Regions from separate parts of the Homo sapiens genome. Here region 1 is linked to region 2. Evidence: chromatin loops called from intact Hi-C (ENCODE). Cell type or tissue: tibial artery. All regions are shown on one strand.

The links. Hi-C counts contacts between places; a loop is a spot of excess contacts. Peaks named below come from ENCODE experiments on the same cell type or tissue, not always from the same donor. Only the 100,000 strongest peaks of a DNase experiment are listed, where the experiment ranks them.
Region 1: a loop joins it to region 2, with 2.6 times the contacts of the local background. A loop is called at or near these places in 68 of 110 quality-filtered maps.

The regions. Positions count from the first base shown.
Region 1 is chr4:72,465,011-72,473,010 of GRCh38, forward strand. All of the region lies in intron 3 of ADAMTS3 (ADAM metallopeptidase with thrombospondin type 1 motif 3), which reads right to left. Among named protein-coding and RNA genes, the nearest start is that of ADAMTS3, 100 kb to the right of the region's middle. In tibial artery, a CTCF peak has its summit at 4,090 (motif pointing left); no DNase peak of the experiment used is centred here.
Region 2 is chr4:72,330,371-72,338,370 of GRCh38, forward strand. The region is part of intron 5 of ADAMTS3 (ADAM metallopeptidase with thrombospondin type 1 motif 3); the gene reads right to left. Among named protein-coding and RNA genes, the nearest start is that of ADAMTS3, 230 kb to the right of the region's middle. In tibial artery, no CTCF peak of the experiment used is centred here; no DNase peak of the experiment used is centred here.

The sequences.
Region 1 (8,000 bases), 130 kb after region 2:
AGAAATCTAAGCCCTTGCCCTCATGAAGTTGATAATCCAGTTCAGGAGAGAGAATATTAATAAGTAAATAAATAAACACCATTGCTTAGTTAGTGACAACTATGATGCTAAAAATTAGCCTGGGTCCTGGGAAGATCTGAGATGGAGGGGCAGGTATCAGAGGAACCATTTTAAGAAAGGGTAGTCCAGATTGGCTCAAGAAGGAATACTTGAGCAAAAATCTGAAGGATCAAAAGGAGCCAACTATGTAGGAGGAGTGACTGGCAAAGGAAGTAGCAAGAGGAAGAAATGAGCTTAGCAAGTTCCAAGAACAAAAACGCCAATGTGGCTTGAACATAGTCAACCAGGGTGGAATAGTAAGGCTAGAGGCCAGTCTTTACCAAGGCTTGGATCATGTAAGGCCTTGCAGATGATGGTACAAAGTTTGGCTTTTATTCTGACAGTGATAGGAGGCAGCTAGGGTGGGAGGGTTAAAAGTGGGGGCGATATGATCTGATTTACTTGTTTTAATGTCCACTCTGACTGTACTCATTCATTCAAACATTTGTTCAGCATTAACTATGTCCTACACACTGGGGATCCAGGATTGAACTAAAAAGGGCAAAATCTCTACCTTCATGAAGTTTGGGTGCAGGACAGGGGTTTTAGGGGCAATAAATACAAAGCACACACTTAAGCTTAATGTTTCAAGTTGATATGGTTTCCCTGTGTCCCCACCCAAATCTCACCTTGAATTGCAATAATCCCCATGTGTCAAGGGTGGGGCCATGTGGAGATAACTGAATTATGGGGGCAGGTTTCCCCCATACTGTTCTCATGGTAGTGAATAAGTCTCATGAGATCTAATGGTTTTATAAATGGGAGTTTTTCTGCACAAGTTCTCTTGTCTGCCACCATGTAAGATGTGACTTTGCTCCTCATTCAGCTTCTGCCATGATTGTAAGGCCTGCCCAGACATGTGAAACTGTGAGTCAATTAAACTTCTTTCCTTTATAAATTACCCAGTCTTGGGCATATCTTTATTAGCAGCATGAGAACTGACTAATACACAAGTGATAATGTCCTATCAATAAAAAGAGAATAAAAAGGTAGAATGTGATAATGCAAGATGCCATTTCAGAAAGGTTGGTTGGGTCCTTCTGACACTGTGATGAACATCTGGGGAGAAAGCATCTCAGGAAGGTGAGCAGTCAGTGCAAATTCCATAGAGAAAGCACTGTTCAGCTCGTGGCTGGCACTATGGTTCACAGGAGGATGTAGAAGAAGAGGCTAGAGGGATAGCCTGTGTGAGAGCCATGTGCATCCTTGTAGTCCATGGTAATGAGTTTGGATTGTATTCTTGAATGGCAAGAAAGACCACTGGATAGTTCTGAGCAGAAAATGACAATCTAACTGCTGTTTGGAGAAAAGACACTACGGCAACAAGACTAGATGTGAAAAACACCGTTACAGCACAAGAGATGTGAGTAGCTTGGACCAGAGTGAATGGTCAGAATCTATACATATTCTGAAGGCGGAGCAAACAGAATTTGCTAATCGACAGAATGTGGGGGTGGGAAAGAATGAGAGCCTTCAAGCTTGATTCTAATGGTTTTGTCTTGGATGTAATGCTATTTCTAATTTCCCTGCCTCCCTGTGGCTGCATCTTCTCTATATCCCTGGTAGGCTCCATGTAATCTAATGTTATTTGCCCAAGTTCTACCCTTGACCATCTTCTCTTCTCTTGTTCTCTTCTCTTTTTATCATTTCCATTTATACTCATCGCTTCAACTGTACTATATATGAGATGATACCCAGAGTAATAGAATGGAAAAGGCTGTAATTTAGGGTCAGATAGAATTAAGCTCAATTCCAAGTTCTATCAGTTCCAGCTATGCGGTCTTAGTTAAGATAATGACCTCTCTAAATCTGCCTCCTCAATGGTCCATTAGAGATGATAATACCTCAAGGGGATACTGAGATAATTAAATATGTCACATTTAAAACCTCACTATATCTCTGGCACATTGGAAGTAATCAAACATTATTTCAAAGTTGTATTTTATTTTGTTTTAATCTCCATCTCTAGCTAAAAATCACTGCAAAAAAGCTTTCCCCTCTCCTCCATTTTCCATAGTCAGCCAAACCTGAAGCCCAAAAGTCACCTTTGAGTCACCTTTGTCTCCTCTAGCTTTTTCTGGCTTTATTTCTAACTGCCAAGTCTGCAGATTCAAAATTATACCTATTGATTTCATTCCTTCTGTTAATCCTATACTTAGGTAGCCCCAAAATCTGCTGATCACTGTCTCGAGGCTTACTCTACAGCCTTGTCTCAGCTACACCTCTTCCCACAGTATCTATTGCAGTATCTTCCAACTTCTCTAAGTCTTATTTCAGTGATCCTCCTAAAATGCAAGAGCACTCCTAAGTGAAAACCTGCAAATGGCTCCTTATAATCTAAATAAGATTCCAGCTTGTTAATATACATTCAAGAGACATGATTTTGATCCCATCTTGTATCTCCAACTTCTCCTACATTATTTCGTCTTTATTCCATACTCTTACAATTTAAAAGTCTACTGTCCTATTCCACCCTGATTTGTCCCATGTTATTTCTTCTGCCTAAAATATGCTCCTTCCTCCCAGCACCCCAAACTCTCTACTGTTTATTCTTTAAGTCCAAGTCTTACCTCCTCTGAAGGATCTTCCCTGAATACATCACAGACTAAGTTACCACCCTTTTAAGTGAGGACAGAGTAGCAAGTTTGCATCACTTTACTAGGCCCTCATCATACCACACTGTAATCTTTTGCTAACTTGTATAGCACTCCCCATAGATGGCCATCCTTGAAGACAGAACTACTCATGACTCATCTTTGTATCCTTAGTGCCTACCATCCTACAGCAATGCTGTAATCCAATTATATAGAGCAGTCAACTAATGTTCAAAGAGGTTAAGCTATATTATATCATATATGCCTGTATGTATCAGAGCAAAGAAGGTTATAAACTCTGGACCATTTTGTTCCAGCAGCCACACTTTCTCAAAATTAGAATCATATAAAAATGTATTATTTCACTAATCCTTCAGAGGTTTTCAGTCTGAAAAAAAAATTTCTTTAAGTAGAGCTCAAGAACATTCTTCATTGTATATCTAAAAATAGTGAAATGAAAAACTATTTTAGATTCCTTCATTTACAAACTCTAACTTAACAAAAACAAAAAGCATTACATGTAATATATAGTGTAAGAATCTAATTGGCAAAACTTCACAATTGCCATGGATATGATGCCAATGGAATTTCAAACTTCTTCACAGTCATCATGATCCAAAGTTTACAGGAGTCTTAAGAAAAATAAATCAGGACAATATCCCAAATTTCTTTTCAAATACAAATACTCTAATGGCAAATATCATGCAAACATTATGCAATTATTTCACAGTTCACAGTTTTGTTCTTCTTAAAAAATGTATTTCACAATTTTACTAAAAATTACCCACATGGTAATTACATAAATAAGGAACTTGATGTATCAGTTATATTAAAAGACTCCCCATACCTAGTCATATTTAAATGACAAGTCTGGAATAATAAATAATGATTAACACAAGCATTAACCAAATACAAAAAGCTATCTTAACATTTTCCTTTAAAACTTAAGTAATGTCTTAGGTAAATCCATCCGTTATTTCGAACAACATTGCATCAAACACATCACAACAAAGTTAAATTAATAATGTCAAAACTGGCATGTATTATGAAAAAAAAAACGAGAAGAAAACTTAGAATAGAATGTAAGTTTTGACTTGGTTCACAGCTTATCTTGCCAGTGCATATCACATGGTCCCTCTCTTCAACCACCAGTCACACATCTAAGTTTAACTAAATGTTATTTATTTTTCATATTTTGTGGAAAAAGCAGTCTCTGGTTTCCAATAAAAAGATGGCACAGCATCTTTCTTACCAAGAATAATTACTAGATGGTTGTTCATAACTTTTCATATGCAAGTTCCTATAGTACATACATATGATTATAAATCATACTACAATCATATTAATTTAAACTCTACTCATCAATCATTATCAACTTAACAAATTAGCACTCTTGTGCCCTCTAGTGGATGAATGAATACAAAATTCTGTTTATTTTCCTCAGAAAGGTAAAAACTGAACCTGACTATACACGTGTATATTCAGAAATATGTTTAGAAGACAGATATAGTAACAGTTAACCAGTTAACAATGTAGCCCAAGAGGCTGGTGAATACAGATATGAAGACACTATATTACAATAAAATGGTAGTATTCCATGGGTTGGAGTTCTACCTATAGAATTCAAATGGTTTGAATTCATACTCCAACCCATAGAAGTGATGTTGTTTCAGGCTCATTGTTTAATATCAGAGGCTCCATTTCTTCCTCTCTAAAATGAGGTGGATAATAGTGACTTCATAAGTTGTTGTGAGAATTAAAGGGGTTAACATGTGAGTACAATGAACAGTACCTGGCATTCATTAGACGACTAATAAAATCAGTGTCCTTTCCCCTTATTGCTATCTAATCCCTCACCTCTCCGTGATCAGCATGCACAGGTCTTTCAGGCCTGCTCCTTCCAAGCACAGGTGACTCTTGAACAACACAGATGTGAACTGTGTGCATCCATTTATACATGGATCTTCTGCCTTTGCCAACCCTGTGACAGCAAGACCAACCCCTCCTCCTCCGCCTCCTCTCCCTTAGCCTATTCACTGTGAGGACAACAGGGAATGAAAAGCTTGATGATGATCCACTCCCACTTAATGAATAATAAATACATTTTCCCTTCCTTATGACTTTCTTAATAACACTTTTTTTCTCTGGCTTACGTTATTGTAAGAATACAGTATATAATATATACAACATACGAAATAAGTGTTAATTGACTGTTTATGTTATCAGTGAGGCTTCCAGGCAACAGTAAGCTATTAGTGGTTAAGCTTTAAGGGAGTCAAAAGTTACATACAGACATTTCACTGCATGGGGGTTGGTTGCCCAACCTCCGCATTGATCAAGGATCAATTGTATTGTCCCAGTGTGCCATATTTTTTTAAATACAAGACTTCAGAGAAGACTTCAAGTTTGTATACAAGATGAGAAAAACTAGAATGCTCAATACTGTTTTAGTCTAGGTTGATACTGGCTGTCCTGTGGGTTTCATTCTGAATCGGGATTCTAGCCCTTTCAGCAACTCCTCTTACTTGGTCATGGGCAAAATGGCATAGCTACACTGACATGATTCCTCTATATCTCAGGCAGATATTCTAATCACCACCTACCTCTCTGGAATACCATGAGGATTACTCAAGTCATTTTCTGAAATTATTTTAAGTTTATATATATATATATACACACACACACACACACACACACACACACATTTCATATACATAATATATACATCTCATGTATAATATATATACACTCATAATATATACATATTATGAGTATGTATATACACACATATAATACACACACATTCTTAAAATTATATCCATCTTCCTGTATATGCATGACTTATAGTAATAGTTCTCGAAATTTAACCTGTGAATCCCTGAAGACACCTAAGACCCATTCTCTTAAAGGGGCTCTGCAAGGTCAAAACTATTCTCACCCTAATATGAAGATGTTTTCACCTTTTTCACTGTGTTGATATTCGCACTGGTGGCAAAAAGGCAATGGTGAGTTAAACTGCTGGGCTTCCACATGAATCAAGGCAGTGGCACTCAACTGTACTAGGAGTCATCATATTCTTCACTGTCCTACACACTTATGGTAATGACAATAATTTTTAAAAGCCAGTTGCAATAAAAAAGTCCTGTTAAAGCGTAACAATTATTAATTTTATTAAGTCTTAAGGCTTAAGTACAAAATTTTTAATATCCTATGTGATATAAATAGGAAGTGCACAACCATATACCACTTCTATCGCATACCAAACTACAAAGGATATCTCAAGAAAGATCACTTGCACAAATGTTTGAGGTGTGAGTCGAATGAGCCGTTTTTTCATGGAACACCATTTTTACTTAAAATAATGACTAAGAGATAAAGCACAGTTATTCAAACTTGGATATTTGGCAAACATCTTCTTGAAAAATAACGTGAGCCTGCCTTTTCAAGGAAAACAACTAACAGGATATGTTGCTAATGATAAAATTCAAGATTTCAAGCAAAAATTAGAAACTTGGAGTACTTGTTATCTGCCACTGTTAGCTTAACAGACTCTCAACATTTAAAGACTTTTTCTGATTTAATCTGTAGTTATAGTAACAAATGTCAATAATGCAATAACTTCTAACTCCATGACACAATATTTTCCAAATGACCAATGCATAAAATTACAAAAAGTGCAACATAGATTTTAATATAACAGAGTACAAAAATACTTGATATGCTTTTGGATTCCACATTGCATCTAGTATTTAGAGTGCTAGTATTTGTTGAGTTCTAGTATAGAATCAAAGAATGTTCTCATTATATAAAAAGCATTTTAAAATATTTGTTTCATTTCCAACTGCATATGTTTATAAGACCAGATTTTCTTCATATACTTCAACCAAAACAACATTAAAAATGCAAAAGCAGATATGAAAACGTAACCATCTTCTATCAAGCCAGGCAAGAAAAAGGTTGGTGAAAATTAAAAACAATGCCATCTTCCTCTTGAATTTTTTTGTTTTTGAAAATATAGCTACTTTTAGACAAACTTGTTTATGTTAATATATGCCAAGTTTATTATAACTACTGTAAAAATTAATAAATCAATATTTAATTTTGTTCATCTCTGATTTTCATTATGGTAAATGTAGATAGATATAATCTATATAAACAAAATCTCTTTGAGGTCTTAAATAATTTTTAAGACTATAAGGGCCCTAAAGTCAAAAATTGTCAGAACTACTACCTGAAAGAAACCAAGATCCTCCACTGAAGAAAGCTATCAGTAGAGATCACTTCTCCCTCAGTTGGAAGCAGGAATGTCAGGAACTATGGGACATAAAGCAGATACTTAGAATTCCTGAGATAAATACAAGGAAGATCTAGAAATAAGAACTGAGTTTAACATCTGGAAATCCTGGTCCAGGAAAAATGAGACAGGGCTTGACAATATAAATGACAAATAGGAGAAATAACGTTTTTATAAATATTCTGAAATTCATACATTCTCAATTCCACTACATCGCTTATATTTGCTAAGGCCAAAATTCCATGCCCCTTAGAAGAAAAGAAACTTATAAAAACCAAACTACATACTGATCATTTTTCTTCTGAAAATAAGATATTAACCTCTGTTACTACAGAGTATACGCCAAATACAGAAATATCCCTGGTAAAATATCTTTTAACAACATGCAAAGCAATTCACTGTAGGTTTATACAGTATATTAAAGACACATAAACAGTGCTTCTGAACATAAAAATAACTCAACATTCTCAAGCTTCCATGAAAATCAGTTTGTTTTCTTACTTTTTTTTAGCAAAATGGGCTAATTAACCTACTAGTCCATGTTATGAATTGCTTTTAAGAACCTGACAATGTCATCTTGTCCGTTCCCCAATATATATTTAATAAGGAGACATTAAAATTAGATTCTGTTCAAGAGAAATATTCCTTCTTTCACCTTGCAGTTCTGAAGAACCCCCAATATATAACAGAAAAATCAGAGTTGTGCTAATAAGTACTCTTAGGGGAATAATTACTGAAAATGCCACATATAAGATAGTCAAAATGAAGGGTAAAATAAATTCTTTATTCATGGATAGCTTATGTTGACAATTGTAGAATGGCTTAAGCACTGCACGAACTTTGGCTAGCATTTGTTTCATGTTAAGACACAAGTCAATCTGAGGTGCCTCAAACGTAACTGTAATATTTGATGACCATGAGTATGAGTGAAAGAGAAATTCATCTAAAAGTTGGCATAAAATACAGCAAAACAAAATCTTTAGTTTTGCAACCAAAGTAACTTGGAACCCCAT
Region 2 (8,000 bases):
GCCATCTGTTCAACTCTACTAACAGGACTATCTATTTGGAAGTATACCTGGATACCTCACAGCACACCCATCTTCTCTCTAAAACCTGTTTTTCTTTTCTAAATATTTTATCCCAGTTACAGACTAAATCATCCTTGATTCCTTCTTCTTCAAGTATTAGAGTCATTCTACTACCAAGTACCGCAGACATCTGTCAAACCTGTCCACCTCCACACCAAGCAGCTTAGTAAACCAACCAGCTCATGCAGACTGTTGCAATAACTTGTGAAAACTTTTGCAAATATTTTGTATTTAGGTGATTTGGGCACATTTGAGTAGCTCTCCAGAAAGGAAGATTGTAAGGGTTGATGGTTGTTTTCAATAAACATGAGTCTTTCCTTTTATGTGAATTATGTCTTACTTCATTTAAGTATCAAAGGAGCTTTGGAAAGCCCAAGAATAGGCAGTCAGCTGTGAGGTCCTACAAACTCTTGTGTCCTTTGTAACAATGGACACATAGCAAAAGCCCAGGTAGAACTGTTTACCTTTCCTCAAGATTGAGAAAGATGGTTCGCACAGGAATCTATAAACTTTTTCTGTGTTTTACAACCTGGGAAAATACAAAGGTTGTAACAAAGTAAGGAAGGATAAGGTCAGTCTGATATCTGTAACTTAAGAAAGAAGAAAGTGTGAATTTCACGAAGGGAATTTGGGGCTGCAAAAGCAAAGGGGGAAAGGAAGAGGCAACTGAGACGCTTCAGTAAAAATCGAAGGGACCTCTTAGTCAGCAATACTGTGTGGATGTTGTGTTACGTTAAGGTAACATGTGATGTGGGGACTCGCTTCTAGAGTGATAGGTCAGGATATTCCTGGGAAGGTGAGTATGTTTTTATAAAAGGTGGCTGAATCGACTTGTGCTTGATGCAATCTGTCTCTGTGATCTGGTATGTTCAATCCACATTGGGGAAATTAAGATAGCTTGTTGAGGTAGGGAAGTATAGTGTACACAACAAGGAGTTTGGACCCAGACAGACACTATGAACTTAGAAACTATGTGTTCATGTTCATAGCATAGTGTGTAACAGAGTCTCTCTCCTCCAAATAATTCTAATAATGCATCTCTTTCTAAAACACGGACTGATCAAGTCACTAATCTTAAAAACCCTTTATGACTCTTGTTTGACAAGATGAAATTCAAACTACTTAGTATGGCACTTATTATTTTCTAAAGTTAGCCCCAGCTTCTCTTTCCAGTCTCCTCATCTGCCATCTCCCCTAAATACCTTTCAATTTTACCATGCAGACCAATCTAGAGTGTCTCCAAAGACTCCATAAATTAATACTTCTAGTATCTTGTTACAAGCTGTTCCCCATCTTCCAAGACCTATCTCCCCTTTTTCTAGCAGGAAAATGCCAGTTGAGTTGAAAAAGTCCAACTCAAATGACATGTCGTCTTAGGAAGATTTCACTGGCCACTGGCATTATTTGCCAAACCATATCCTCTCTTTTTCAATTCATGTTTACATAGTACTTTGCAACTGAATCCCTTGAAGATTAATATATTTTATAGATCTCTATCACATTTTATTATTATCATTTGTTGATTGGTTTATTTTACCTGCTACAATTAGCTCCTTGTAGAAAGGTGCTATGTTTTATTAATTTTTGTCTCCCAAGAATCTAACAGGACTTTGCCTATGGTAGGTTATGTATGCTAGGTGAATAAATGCCTAGAGGATTGATGTGAATTCAAATGTAAGAAACGGATTATAGATAATGACTCAAAACAGAAAACTGCTACATGATATGCTAAGGTTGCATGAATATGTATACTTTCCAGATAAATCTGCATTGCACTCACATTCAATGTTTTCAAAAAAGTTAAAAAATCAAAAGCAGTGTATTGATATAACCATCGTTAAGTAACCAGTAACCACATATATTTGCTGCTAACTCTTGAATAAGTCCATTAATACTTTTTAAGGACCAGGGTACGGCTGTGGAGTTTATATTTTCTTTACAAATATTGGTTAGGGAAGCCTGCCCTGTTCAGATAACACATTTATGCTCGTTCACTGTCCATCATAAGTAGCTAATTTCAATATACAAAGAAACTGATGAATTCACTCAATAATTTATAATTTCGTAGAAGTCCAAGACTGTTTCTTTGTACTGGGAGGCATTCTTTTAAATGAACTGCTTTCTTATCATTTAATAAATCCTGAGATTAAGGCATAAATTCTATTTACAGGGCCCTAAAAATGTTAAGGCACATTAGACCCAGAAGACCATTTCATAGATCTTAGCAAATAAAAAAAGATACCTTTGACCTGTCACAGACAGCAGAGTGTTGCTGATGGAAAATATTTGGTACATTGAACGAAAACAACCTACCATCTTAACCATAAAAATCTGCCTCATCAGCCTGTTAGAATCTTAAACTAGATTGCTAACTAGTTTGATTCAATCAGGTAACTAACTGAATTCTCATTTCAATGACTTGAATCGTACAAACAAGACACAGAAACAGATAAAGGAAAGACATCAGAGTTTTATCTAGCAAGAGATATATAAAATGCCTCAACTTTGTAATGAGAGGCAGTGAAGTTTGGGGAGGAAGAGCTTAAGGCTCAGAAGGCAGATATAGATCTGGGCTCAGGTCCTGACTCTGCCATACTAACTGTCTGACCCTGGGAACATCACCTAACTTCTTTCAGCTTCAATCTCTTCATTTGTAAACTGGGACTAAGGCTGAATGCATCTTAGAGTTGGAAAGTATTAAATAATGTACATAAAGTATTTATCAGAGATTCAGGCGCAAAGAGCTAAAATGTTAGTAGTGTAAGCCTTCACTATTAACATTAAATCTTCATTTTGAATCTAGACCCAAAACTAGATGATTTCAAATACCTTCAAAGATTTCATCAACAACCTTAATTCTCCATAATCTGTTTTTTTATTGACCAACTCATCTACATAAATGGTACCATTAACAAACAGAATGTTCAAGCTAAAAAAACGTATAAATTATGGTAGATTCATCTCTTTCCCTCAGCCCATGGATTCAATAGCAAATCCTACTGATTTTACCATAAACTATCTATTATTACTGCAATCCTCATTGTCTAATAAAGCATCCTCTCTTGCCTAGACATTTATACCCACTTTCCAGTAGGGTCTGTCTTCATTGTCCCTAGGCCTCTTCAATTTTTCTTTACAAGGCCGAGAGAAGCAGGAACCGACCCTCAGTGGCTTTTATTTTGTACTTAATACTGCATTTAAGCTCCTCCTATGACCTGAAAGATGCTTGCCTTCTTCTCCTAGCTCTGCCTGACTCCTTACACACTAAATTTGAGCCACAATGACCTTTTAGTTACTAAAACGCATGCCCTTATTAAATGGCTGGATCTTTTACTTTAAGTCTCAATTTAATAATCAATTCCTGAAAGAAGGTTTTCTTTTTTGTTGTTTTGTTGTTGTTGTTTGTTTGTTTGCTTGCTTTTTTTTTTTTTTTTTTTGAGACGGAGTCTTGCTCTGTTGCCTAGGCTGGAGTGCAGTGGCGCGATCTAGGCTCACTGCAAGCTCTGCCTCCAGGGTTTACTTACACCATTGTCCTGCCTCAGCCTCCTGAGTAGCTGGGACTACAGGCACCTGCCACCACGCCTGGCTAAATTTTTGTATTTTTAGTAGAGACGGGGTTTCACCGTGTTAGCCAGGATGGTCTCAATTTCATGACCTCGTGATCTGCCCGCCTAGGCCTCCCAAAGTGCTGGGATTACAGGAGAAAGAAGGTTTTCTTAATCATCATGTCTATGTATAACCTCTATCACCCATTTGCTCTGTTATTCTCTTTCCCAGAAAACTGTCAGTTCCTTGCATAGTTCTTATGTAACCTATGATGTAATTATTTGATTTCTCCACCAGTCTATAATCTCGCTGAGGTCAGGAAATAAGCTTATTTTATGTTAACCACCATATACCTGGCATATAGCATTAAAATACTTATTAAAAGACTGAATCGATCAAATTTTTATTGCATGTCTACCACACGGCAGACACTTTTGGATATAATTATGAGGCTTAATAATATACAGTAACTGCACTCAAGGAACAATCAACCTATTAGAGGACTGCTCCTGTTGAGGTTTGGGTTGATAATTATGGACCAGGTCAGGAAATTAAAAATTTTAAAACTCTACTCTCTTGAAGCTTGGTGGAGGATTCAGGCCAGCTCCAAGAGGGTCAACAATTTTTATCATGCTTATTGGAATATTGCCAATACCTAAAATAGGCCTTGCACATGGCAGACGATGGGTCAGTATTTATAGTATGAGACATGCCCCAGAGCTGAGAACCACTTTCCCAGTAAATCAACCATGTTACAAGTTAGTAAAACTATAAACATTTCTTGATATAACAAGATATGATATGGAATCCTAAGAAAGGCTTAACATATATGACAAATCTCTTATTTGAAACATTAAAACCTTGGATATGTTCATATCCATGTGTTTCTTCTTCATATAGGAAGCTTGGTGAAATGTCAAGATCTACAAAATAGAAAGAGGTTAAAAAAAGCAGATGAAAGACATCTGATTATTCTCCCCATTGCTTCACAAAGGAGTGGGGATGAGTAGAGGGTATCCTTCCTTTCTTAGGAAGTTATATCGAAATCATCTAGGGTCTGCTCAAACTTGTTCACTTGACCCTTAAGCCCCAGAGAAAAGTGTTAACTTAGTTAACCAAAAATAGATTATGGAGAATTAAGGTTAGTGATGAAATCTTTGAAGGTATTTGAAATCATCTGGTTTTGAGTCTAGATTCAAAATAAAGACTTAATGTTAACAGTGAAGGCTTATACTACTAATATTTTAGCTCTTTGTGCCTGAATCTCTGATAAGTACTTTACATAAATTATTTAATTTATGCATCCAAACACCCAGATTTGCATGGCAACACCTACAGAATTTTACCGCATTCATACGCACAGTCATTACTATCGTTAGGAAATACGGCCCTGAAATAGATTAAATATATTTGTATCCAAAAGGTGGACAACTTGCATGGCTAATTTAAAACAACAGATAAACCAAAGGGATTTAATATTACTAGTGACATATAACAGTAAATACTGTGTGTTAAGTGTTCTCATTACACTTAAATTATGATTGAGTTAAAATTAAAAACAACTTAAACGTTCTAAGCCAGTTTCTCCTCCCAGTAACACTGTCTTTTTTTAATGATTAGCTTTACCACCTTATCATTACTTGAGACTGTTTTATGAACTGTAAATAATTTTTTAAAATTTACCTAAATTTCATTAACATTTTCAAAGTCTCTGTTTCCTTTGGAAAAATTGTAATAATTTCCATCTTGCAATATAGTTGGAAAGAATATATGATACCCAATAATAATTGTTAATTTATTTCTTAAACACTGCTCCCATTATATCATTGCATTTGGCATCTATTTCCTCTTGTTTTGAGTCCAAAATTTCTGACTTCCTCCCAAGATTGTTCGTGATCTACCTCTACATTATTTATATTCATTTGTTCTTCTTTCATTAAATATACATTTAACACTTAATATACGAGCTCTTTTCAATAAAGGAAAGCATGACATAAGAAATATAAGCTTCTCTTTAAAAGGGAATCCCATTTAAATTAAGGCGATACTCTGAAGCAAATTACTTGGACCTAAAGGTATTCCCTTAATTCAGAAACTATCATCTCAGTTCTGATATGGAAATGAAATTGACAACCAGGTAAATGGAAGAGCACATCTGCTGAGCAGTCAACCAAGGCAAAGTTGACCAACAATTTTAAAGGACAGCATGATCTTCTCTCTACCATAGGGACACCTTTCACACTAATCAATGCAAAAAGATAGAATTTTTTGCTGTTAGCTTTCTTCTACAGTTTCTCTCCAGGACCCTATCTGACATTTCATCTAAGTCTCTGTGTCTATGTAGGCCTCAAGCCTGGTGAGCCATAATTTTAGATGACCATGAGAAATCATAAAGCATGGCCAGCAAAGGAGATAGTTATTTGAACATCGTTAGAGAAAAACTGAATGTTCCTGGTCTTGAATTTCCATGAGGTAGCTTCATTACAGTATCGTTGGTTTCTCTTTCTGCTTCTCATTCTCATTTGATGATGAATTGGAGGAAAAGGAAAGAGCCTGCTCAGGTCAGTATTTTGGGTCTAACAGGCTACAACAGGGCAGAGGGTATGGAGGAGAAGGAAGACTTAAGTCTTCTGTCTGTCTTGCCTAAAGTTGTCTGCCTGACTCCAGGGGGAAAACCTGAAATTATCCAGTTGGAGAGTGATGAGGGTTGGGAATAAGACTAATTTAGAACAAGGTTTCTAAATCTCAGCATCGTTGACATTTTGGGCCAGATAATTAAAAATTCTATGCTGTGTAGGGCTGTCTGTTGCGCTGTAGGATGCTGAGCAGCATCCCAGGCCTCTGTCGCTATTAGCAGTAGCATCCCCCTCCACCCCCGCCCCACCCACCAGTGTTAACAATAAAAAAAGTCTACAGACATTGCCATATGTCCCTGGGAACTGACGTGGACACAAATTATCCTCAGTTGAGAACCACTGATTTAGAATAATGAAAACCTTGTGACTATACACTTAAGTATATGCAATTGTATGTGCAATTCAGGTCTCATCAATAATAAAACTATTTCATTCTTCATCTGTGTGATTTCCATGTCTATCTTTCAGTTGGTCATGAAGTTGGGGAGGGAAGGGGAGGAGTGTTATTCTTACCTCTCCAAATCTCTTACCTGTATTAATTACTTAAAATGCAACTAATATATTAAGTATTAAAAAATTATTTTCTCTCCCATAGCTCCATTCTCTGATACTCTATTTACTTTAGAATAATTTGTATTTGAGACAGAGTCATAGTCTATTATCTAATTTTTTTAATGGACTTAAGAACAAAAGTCCTCTTGACTGTTTTTAAAACATAAAATGCATCACTTTGTTATTCCTTTGACACTCTCAAAATCATACTTACTACTTACTGTCTGGTGAATATACTGTATCCATTCCTACATAGAAGTCCTTTACATTTTCACATGTCCTTCAAAAAACACAAACAAGGCAAACAAAAAAACAACAGGAAATCTCTAAAAGCAGTTTAACTCCTAACTTCTTGATGAATTACATAACTAATAAACTTGTTGAATCTTTCAATTTTGTAATGATGAAAACTAAGTCCTAGAAAGGGACATGATTTGTCTAAGGTCACAAAGCCAACTAGTAGTATGACTAAAACTAAAGCCTTACCCTCCTAAGTCCCAATTTAATACTTTTATCACTTCATGATTGGATAACTATGGTCACATCTCCATTTTCTAAAGTGTTATAGCATTTATGATATACTGCCTATAATATGGCTTAATAATAGCATGACTTTTATTGTTTACGTTTTTTCCTTCTAATTTTCCCATGTATTTATTTTTTCTCCTCTAATAGTTATAAGTTCTACGAGGACAAGACCATATCAAAATCTCTATTGCATTACTCCAAAAGCCTTCTTATTAGGCACATTTGCAAGCCAAATAAGTCTGTACTGATTGTCTTCCAGATAGTAGAAAAAAAGTAGCCCAGGGACATAATGAATGACGTAAGAATAACATCTCCATAGGAAGTTTGAAATTTTAGATAACTTATGAAGTAAAATTTGGCATAGAGAAACTAAAATATGATTGTCTATTTGTGCATCTGTATATGGCACTGTAAATAATGGATGACTTGTATTTACACACTTCATCCTCTCAACATCCCTATTATTTTTCTCAATATGCCGATAAAGAGACAGAAGCAGGACAGAGAGTCCAAGAAGCATGCCAAAGTTACATAACTAGCAAAAAGTTAATAGTCAAAAGGTTAATATGAAAAGTTCATAGTCAAGAGTTGAAAACATTCATATGATTCACAAATGATGATCCTCTGAACACATCTATTGCCAAGGCTAGTAATTTGTTTTCTGTGTGTTGTTTGGTC